2 separate regions of the Mus musculus genome follow, and region 2 is linked to region 1. The links are chromatin loops, found by intact Hi-C in ENCODE. Cell type or tissue: left cerebral cortex. All regions are shown on one strand. Each heading gives the region's core, and the rest is flanking DNA. Links, peaks and the distances in the headings are about the cores only.

What was found. Peaks named below come from ENCODE experiments on the same cell type or tissue, not always from the same donor. Only the 100,000 strongest peaks of a DNase experiment are listed, where the experiment ranks them.
Region 2: a loop joins it to region 1, with 2.7 times the contacts of the local background. A loop is called at or near these places in 8 of 42 quality-filtered maps.

Annotation. Positions count from the first base shown.
Region 1 is chr9:67,047,026-67,051,658 of GRCm38, reverse strand. It overlaps Tpm1 (tropomyosin 1, alpha), which reads left to right and starts at 2,446. Exons shown (of 10, transcript NM_001164248.1): 1 at 2,446-2,640; 2 at 3,748-3,873. The coding sequence starts at 2,527. In left cerebral cortex, for the core only: CTCF peaks have their summits at 1,239 (motif pointing right) and 2,251 (motif pointing right); DNase peaks (open chromatin) are centred at 1,621, 1,852, 2,387 and 3,367; H3K4me3 peaks cover 1,778 bases; H3K27ac peaks cover 1,584 bases.
Region 2 is chr9:67,131,943-67,136,575 of GRCm38, reverse strand. It overlaps Gm19299 (predicted gene, 19299), which reads right to left and starts at 3,015. Exons shown (of 3, transcript NR_045748.1): 1 at 2,896-3,015. In left cerebral cortex, for the core only: a CTCF peak has its summit at 1,970 (motif pointing left); a DNase peak (open chromatin) is centred at 3,099.

The sequences.
Region 1 (4,633 bases), core at 1,046-3,545:
TGTAAAGCTTCCCGAAGAAGCCTTGTCTGTTTGCTCTACCCTGGCTCTTTCCGTGTCTTCCTTTCTGAGGTCTTACACTGCTGTTCTTCCTCAGCATCTGGTTGAGAAATTTGTACGTCACCCAATTTTGAGTTCAGAGTCCAGTGCTGCCTGTCATGCATGTAACAGGTATCCAGTTGTGGGATATTTAATGGACTGTACCATTAGCTTATTTAAAATGGATTTAGTGAGTGAGTTTTTCAACTATGCCCAGCACATGGAGAAAGTCAGTATTTACTCCAGTATCTACTTCATTAATAGAAGAGAACGGAGGCTTTAAGAGGTTGCACCATGGCTACGGCTATATTAAAAAGAAGTATCCAAGTCCATTTTGGATCTCAGCTTCTAAATTCCAGATTCCCTATTCTTCTCCTCTGTTAAACTCCAAGCTGGAGTGTCAGCTTCCTATAGCCCACATATCTGAATACTGCCCATGGCCTGGAAGGGTGTCAGCGCCCTGAGCCACTTGGCACGTGGCAAGGAAGGGCTCTGGTGAATGTTCTGTGCCACAGAGTCCCTGTTCATCTGTTCCAATGTTCTGGTCACTACCAGAGGGTGCGTTTTCCCTCCTGGGCAGCCAGAAACCTGATAAAATCCTAAAGAGGAATATGATCATTCTCTTCTTGAAGGGCTTAGCAAGTCATTTGGCCTGCCTAATCTACTCAGACACTGTCTGGGGAATATTTGATATCCATGTAGTACAGGCTGTAAATTATTCTGTAGGGACTGGTCACAAGACCCTCACAACCCTGTCTCAGCTGGCCATCAGGAAGGTTCTCCCCTCCTGAAGCCTCACTGAACTGGAAAAGATCAGGCATCTCTCCTCCTTGGGGACTGGCTTGAGGTAAACTTAAAGCGATACGGAGGGACAATCCTCTTGTCTTCAGTGCTGAGCTGGCTGGCCCCTTTCCCTCTGCAGAGATCAGGCTACAGATAGAACCATTTCCTTAGCTAATTTGTACCATGTTTTCAGCACCAGCATCCAAATGCCTTACAGAGAGAGACAACTCCCTGTAAGGATCCAAGCAAGGAAACTGGACTAACAAGATGGCTCAGCAGGTAAAGGAGCTTGCTATCAAGCACAAAGACCTGTGTTGGATTCTTTTTTTTTTTTTTTTTTTTTTTTTTTTTTTTTTTTTTTTTTTTTTTTTTAGATTTATTTATTTATTATATGCAAGTACACTGTAGCTGTCTTCAGACACTCCAGAAGAGGGCATCAGATCTCATTACGGGTGGTTGTGAGCCACCATGTGGTTGCTGGGATTTGAACTTCGGACCTTTGGAAGAGCAGTCGGGTGCTCTTACCCACTGAGCCATCTCACCAGCCCCCTGTGTTGGATTCTTAAAGAGTTGCTCTCTGACCTCTACAGTCCACCAAAGCACGAATGCACCTCCATGACCCCGCCCCCCAAATAAGTAACCGACTCTAGTAAAACATGCAAATGAATAAATGGAGGGAAGCTACAGCATTGAAGCTGTTACAAATCACAGCTGCCGATGACTAAAGACCAGACACACACACACACACACACACACACTCACACTCACACCACTGACTCCCACAGGGAAGAAAAACGCCTAGACCGCTACACACTGACACACTCCCTCTGCCCTTTCCAAAGCACAGCGCAGGCACTTTTGGGCCTTAAGTCCCTAAAGTATTTTACTACCCACCCCCAGTTTGGTGAAAAGACTCGAGACTGCCTGTGTGTCACTATGTCCACTATCAGGGGCAGAGAGACAGGGTCTCAGGAATGGCCCTCAAACCTTCCTCCACCTCTATTTCTCTGCTCTGGTTGAAATGTCCAGACCGTGAGAGCCCAGGACGACAACTGGTGAGTGGGCTGAGTGCTGCCACAAGGACCCAGCTGGGTACCGAGAGCTCCCAGGCCCAGAGGGGAGGGGCAGTGGCCGTGACTGGCAGCCCCCGGACCTTACAATGAGCAGCACCCCAGGACCTGGAGGCAGAGTGAGCCGGTGCGCACACACCACCTGCCCTATTCCGGGTGGTTCCGGGCAGGCTCTTCTGGGGACCTTGACCGCCAGACGATGGCTCTGAGAGGTGGCTAGAGACTCTCGCCCAGTGCCGGGCTCCTCTCCAGCGAGGTCCCGGCGCTCTTTCCCAGGCGTGCAGGTTTAGAAATAGGACGGCCTCGCCCGGCCGCGGCCTCGGAGGCTCGGGTCCCCATATATAGTCATATCCACCGTCAACTGGGAGGCCGGCAGGCGGCAGCGAATGGGCGTGCGGGCCCCCGCGGGAGGAGCGAGGAGGGGGCACGGGGCGGAGGCAGGAGACTGGGAAAGGGGGAAGGAGGAACAAGCTTTTCCAAAAAAGTATTGGCTGTCCTAAGGAATGCGGTCGCCCCCCTGGGAAAGTACATATCAGGGAGCAGCAGGCAGCTCCGCGCTCGCACTCCGGCTCTGCTACCCCACCGCGCTCGCGTCTCCTCTCGCTCCGCTGCCTAAGGGCCCCTCGCCACCGCCACCATGGACGCCATCAAGAAGAAGATGCAGATGCTGAAGCTCGACAAAGAGAACGCCTTGGATCGAGCTGAGCAAGCGGAGGCTGATAAGAAGGCGGCGGAAGACCGGAGCAAGCAGGTCTGCATTTATCCCCAACCTCCAATGCCCCAGCTTAGCGTGGGTCGCTCAGCCCCGGGACCCGAACTGGCTCCCTTTCCTCATCCCATCCCCAGCCAGGGTGTCCAGGGGCGCACGTTTAAAAAAGAAAAGGAGAAGCGCGAGAGTTAGACTGATTCTAACTTTTCTGTCTCGTCCGAGGACGCTCGTGGCCCTTCTCTGACTCCCACGGTCTGCGAGGTCCACTGAGCTTCTTCCCTAGAGAGGCTCTTGACTCTTAGGGTTGGGAATCAGTTTTGAAAGAGGAAGAGAGAAAGGATACAAGTTCCCGGGTTGCCTGGAGGGAAGGGTGGGGGAGCGGAGCAAGGCTCAAGTCCTAAGGTGTCCGAAGTTCTTTGGACTTTTTGGTTGGGGAGAAAGATCCCTCAACACGGGATGAAGACTTTGAAGGGAAGAGGAGGGAGTCACTGAATTATTTCCTAAGAACAAAGATGGGACAGAATGGGAGACACACGGAAAGCTAGCCAAACAAGGACATGTTTCGGCAGTCCCTCAAATTGAGAACCTGAGCTTGCTGTCCTCGGCCGGCCGGAGCGTGTGGTCCCGGGTTGGGGGGTGGTGTGCGAGATGAGTCACTGAGTGAGATCTCTGGGAGAGATATCTTAGGGTCCCTTGAGCCCCAAAGCAGCGATCCCTTAGCCCCAGGGCTCCAGCCAACCTGGCACCCATTTGTTATGTGTCTCCCACCCGGTCCATGCCGGCCGCCCGCGCCCGCTCGCCGCTACCCCAGCTCGAGGAGGACATCGCAGCGAAAGAGAAGCTGCTGCGGGCGTCGGAGGACGAGCGGGACCGGGTGCTAGAGGAGCTGCACAAGGCGGAGGACAGCCTCCTGGCTGCCGACGAGACCGCCGCCAAGGTACCCCGGGCGCGCGGCGAGGCACTGCACACGAATGGCTAACTCTTTCTCTTTCTCTCTCCCTCCCTGTCTTTCCCTCTCTCTCTCTCTCCCGCTGTCCCTGTCCTTTATGGTCTATGCACCCTCAACCCGCACCTTGCGGGATCACGCTGCCTGCCGCACCCCACCCCCTCCCCCTTCCCCCCTCCCCGTACTCCACTGCCAACTCCCAGCTGGAAGATGAGCTGGTGTCACTGCAAAAGAAACTCAAGGGCACTGAAGATGAACTGGACAAATACTCCGAGGCTCTCAAAGATGCCCAGGAGAAACTGGAGCTGGCGGAGAAAAAGGCCACAGATGTAAGTGCACGCTCACACTGCCTCCCTCACCTCCTGTCCGTGTGGCCACTCTGGGGGGCGGGGGGCCACCACAGGGGCTGCAGAGCAAAGGAAGAGGGCGAACCTCCTCCTGCAGGGACACCTGCACACAGCCTGGCCGTGGCCCAGAGCACTGGATGCCGCCTCTACTGCTGCTCACGTTTCATTTTTATTCCGTCCTTTCCCTTTTTCTCTTTTTCCTCTTCTTTACCTCCTCCCCTTTGGTTGGAGGTGGGTGGGTACGAAGCTGGGAGCTGAAAAGGGTGAAGCTGGAGGTGAACTTCGCCTCCTGCTGGTATAAAACCTCTGAGGTGTATGTCATCACCAAGGTCTGTGCAAAACAGAATACCTAGTGTTTGCCGCGCCCCCAGCCCCCGGTGGTTTTCGCTGATGGACCTAGTCTGAGTAAGTCCACAGAGCCTGGCCTTTAAATGGACTCATCCTTTTACTTCAGACGCTAAATTTGAGGGCTACTGTGACACTTTGAGGCTCTTTTTCTCACTAGACAAGCCTTAAGACCTGCCCAGGGAAGGTGATACTTGCTTGGGTCTGCAGTCTGAAGCACTAGATCCAGAAAGTACGCAGGGAGTTATATATAGCTCAGTGCTTTATATGGCATAGCGAGCTGGCTGCCCCCTGCCCGCCCCGCCCCCACCTGTCAGCCCTCTGACAACCACCACAGACGTGCTTCCAGGGGGGTGATAGACACAGTTCCAGTTCTGCTAAGCACCCTCTCCACCCT
Region 2 (4,633 bases), core at 848-3,347, 85 kb before region 1:
TCTCAAACTGCTCCCCATTCCCCTCCTGCCCCAGAGCCTTTGCACTGTGCATCCCCTGAATGCTCCTTTCTCCAGAACTACAAATCTCCCTTTTCACTCTTTAAAGCCTTTCTGAAATGCTATGTCTTGATGAGGCTGGCCCTGGCCATCCTTCCCAAAACTGCCAGCAAGACGGCTCAGTGGGTGAAGGTAGATTGCCACTGAGCCTGATGACCGGAGTCTGATAATCAAACCCACATGGTAGGAGGAGGGAAAAATTCCCACGAACTTTTTCCTCTGGCATGCACGCACACGCTAAAGCACACGTGTACACAGGCACAGTACAAACAGTAAATAAGTATAGTCTACTTTTAAATTTTAGCACCTTTCTTCATTCATTTCATACTACCCAAGTCTCCTTTCCATATCCAATTCTTTTCTTCAGAACATCTACTATTTAAAAATATCTTTATATCCACCCACCACACACACAAGAATATAACGTTCATCAGGACAGGTGTTTTTAATATACTATTTTATTGCTTCTTTGAGAATACCATATGGTGTGTTTTATCATATTCACCTTCTATTCTCCCCTCAACTCCTTCAGATCCATGCTCCCCACCTCCCCACCCCTAACTTCATCCCCCACTTTTATTTTGGTAATAACCCACCAGGTCCACTTTACGCTGAGTTTATATTCATTGTGCAAGGCCATCTACTGCAGTTGGTTTACCGGAGAGGTCACATCCTTAGAGAAAACTGATTTGCCCTCCCTGAGAAGCCATCAACTGTCAATAACAACTCAGTTAAGGGTGGTGTCCTGTAAACCCCTCCCTCCTCCATGCTGGAATGTTGGCTGGCTGGATCTTGTGCAGGTCATAAACAAACAACCGCAGGTGTGAGTTCGTGAGCACAGGAGATGCGTTTCATTCGGGTACTCCCCCTACCTCTGGCCCTTACAATCTTTCCACCCCCTCTTCAAGATATCTATAAGAATTTTATAACAACAACAAAGAAACGTGTGATGGCACAAGCTGGGGTTGGGGGGATCAGCAGATAAAGTTCTTGCTGTGCAACTAGGAGTTTGAATCCCCAGAACCCACATTTGTGCCAGGAGGACATGGCATCTCTCCTGTCATTTCAGCCTCAAAAGGAAGAGACAAGGGATTCTCATGACTGAATAGATGCTCACTGATGGCTCAGGAGTTAAGAGCACTGTCTGCTCTTCTAGGGGATCCAGGTTAAATCCCCTGCACCCACGTAGTAGCTGACAACCATGTCTGACACCAGTTCTGACCCTCTTCTGGTCTCCACAGGCATTGCATGCACATGGTGGGCAAACATGCTGGCAAAACATCCACACACATAAAGAATACAGAAAGGAAATATATAATGATGCAAGGGGTTATCTCCAAAGAGACACCTCTGGAAACAGGAAGACCAGTTAGGGCTATCCAGGTGAGAAGTGCTGAGTGAGTAGAGATAGTTGAAAGAGGAGGCGGAAGGGCCAGCGTGGTTCTAAATGTTTGCCTTGGATGCTAGAGGAGTGTGGGTGCTAAACTCTGTAAAACAGGCCATAGTCTATATGTATAGCAGGAACCTATGATTTTTCTTAAGTGTATATGTGTGTGTGTGTGTGTGTGTGTGTGTGTGTGCGTAGCAAGCACACACTCAACAATGGCCAGTTTCATAAAACTATGAGGCTATACAGTGTGCTGCGGCCAGCCCACTGATGCCTGTGATGGGGTAAAGGGACCATCAATACCCTAGGGATGGGAAGTGGGAGAGAAGGACCCAGGAGACACAGAAGACACAGGTGGCCAAGGAGACTCTGGGGTTGTGGAAGCTGGAGGAAGAAACTGTCTAAGAAAGAAGATGGCTAGTCAAGACACCCAGAAAAAAAAAATCAAGACTGAAAGGCAAGAGGCTGCTGATCAAGATGCATCTGGTGGACACACCAATGGCTAGGTCTCAGCAACAGCGCCCCCAAGTGGTTCACAGCCTCAGAGGCATGCGGGCATTAGTAGGCGGGTTTTCCTGCCTTCATTTTCACCTGAGTGAAGACGAGAAGACAGGATTCTCCTGAAGGCTGCTGTTGAGGGCTTTCCTTGCAGAATAAGACTGTTTTTGCCCACCAGGCCACCCCTCTCTTCAGCATCTTGTAACTCGCCCACCTTCTCCCGAAAGCCTCAACTGCAGGATCCCCTCAGATCACTGTAACTTCAACTGCCTTAATCCCTGGCATCCCATACATACTGTGTGTGTTTGGCAGCTGGGCTTAGGAACTAACTGTCCTAGACCAATTCTGTTACTATTGTAAAACACTGAGCAAAAGCAACTTTGGGGAGGAGGAAAGAGTTCATTTGGCTGACATTTCCCAGTCAGTGAGGGAAGTCAAGGCAGGAACTTTCTAGTTCGCTCTCCATAGCTTTCTCGGTCTGCTTCCCTATACATCCCAGAATCACCTGCCATGGGTTGATACCATCCACAGTAGGCTGGGCCCTCCCACATCAATCACTAGTCAAGAAAATGCCCCCACAGACTTGCCCATCTGATGGGGGCAATTCCTCAGTTGAGCTTCCCTCTTCCTTGAGTTATGTAGAGTTAACAAAACTAACCAGCACAGATATATCACAGGGTTGGTTTTCTAGTCCTCTGATTACTCTTAGTTCCTTTCAAGTACTAAAGCTACCGAAACTTCAAAGGGAAGAGAGTATTTGAACCTTCCTACAGTATCTTGACCTGAAACAGAAAAGCCATCACTTCAGACTCCTGCCAGGGAGTCAATTTCATGCCACACCAGGTCAGAAGCCACTGTAAGCTGGGTGCTTGTCTTAGTTAGGGTTTCTGTTACTGTGACAAAACATGGTTACCAAAGACGCAAGTTGGGGAGAAAAGGTTTGTTTGACTTACACTTCCATGTTGATGTTCACCACCGAAGGAAGTCAGGACAGGAACTCCAACAGAGCTGGAACCAGGAGGCAAGGGCTGATGCAGAGATCATGGGGGAAGACACTGCTTACTGACTTGCTTCACATGGCTTCCTCAGCCTGCTTATTTATAGAACCCAGGACCACCTGGTATGACACCACCCACCACGGGCTGGGCCTTCTGCCATTGATCACTAATTGAGAAAATGCCTTACAGTTGGATCTCCTGGAGGCATTTCCTCAGCTGAGGCTCCTTCCTCTCTGATGGCTCTAGCCTATGTCAAGTTGACACAAAACCAGCCAGTACAGAGCTCTTGTGCAATGGCCCTAAATACAGAGAAGAGTGTAGCAGGGACTTGCATCCTCACAAGCTCATAAACTAGTTGGCTAGTGGATAAACAAGCAGCTGACTATCAAAAACGGACCATGTGAAATGCTCAAGTGCAGATGAGACGGACCCTCGGGCGTGGTCCCGGAGCTAGGAGCCACAGCCTGCAGCTTTATCAAGGTCTCCCAGGTCTGTGTGCATTTCAGAGCCTGCAAAGCCAATTCTATTCTTCTCTCTGCTTACCACTGTGCTCCCTCCAAAGTTCTTTCCCCTCGCTGCCCCCTGTAAAGCTTTGGGGTCCATTGTTTTCTTCCTTTCCCTCTCTCTGGAGAACGTCACTCTAGGGACCATACCTGCTACCTGCTCCTCTAGGACTCCCCAGCCCATTGAGCCAGCACTGAGCACTTTTCTAAGTGCCCAGCTCACAGCTCCAGACCCCTGTGTGCTGACTTCAGATCTCACCAGCCCGTGGACAGTGAACCCTCACTCTTCCAGCTCTCTCGCTGTAGTCCCCTAGGTCGCCAGGACACCCAGCCAGGGACTCCTCTCAACCCTGCAGTCCATTCTGTAAGAGAGAAACCAGTTGGAGACCACCAGCCAGATGGTGGAGTTGGTGAAGGAGAAAGAATGTGACGTTCTGAGAGACGAATGTAGGGTTTAGGATAAGAAGAGAAAGATGACATTAAGGGTTAGGAGAAAGGAGTCCCTAGATCTGCTAAGTGCTAAGGGAGGAGCAGGTATAGAGGAAGTCTCCTCCTGAGGAACGGGGGTTGGGAGGCATGTGAACTTTGACATATCTGTTCAGCATACCCAGGCCTTGCTAAACTACATCCCTGATTTCCGAACACTCTTTCCTGTCCTTGGAATAGTGCCAGCTACTCTATGCTCCAATCTCAACGTAAAGAGAGAGCACTGAGCATGTGGAATATTCCTCATCCCAGGAGCCCCAAGGGAGTAGGGTGGCTCCTGCTCCCACCTCAAGCAGTGTTCAGAGCTCAAGGATGGACCAAGGAGAAGAGAGAAAAGATTCGAGAGGAGGGGATGGGAGGGAAAGGAAAAGGGGGAGAAGGATGAGGAAGGAAAAAAAGGGAGGGAAAGGAGAGAGGGAGAGAGGGAGGGAGGGAGGGAGGGAGGGAGGGAGGAAAGCTGGCAGATAGGCAGGCTAAAGAGTCCAAACTTGTTAGTCTATCAAACTCCCTAGGATCTGTCCCCATCCTTGACCTAAACCAGTGCCCTCAACCTTGATGTCACTTGGTTCAGTCCTTGCTGCCTAATTTCCTTCCCCATGCCTCTTTCCCCAGCATCCTATAGCACTGATAGGCACATGCCCTGACCACTTGCAGGGTCAGAAGCAGCCATCAGTCCTCTGTCGTGAGGGAAGAATGCTGGCTTA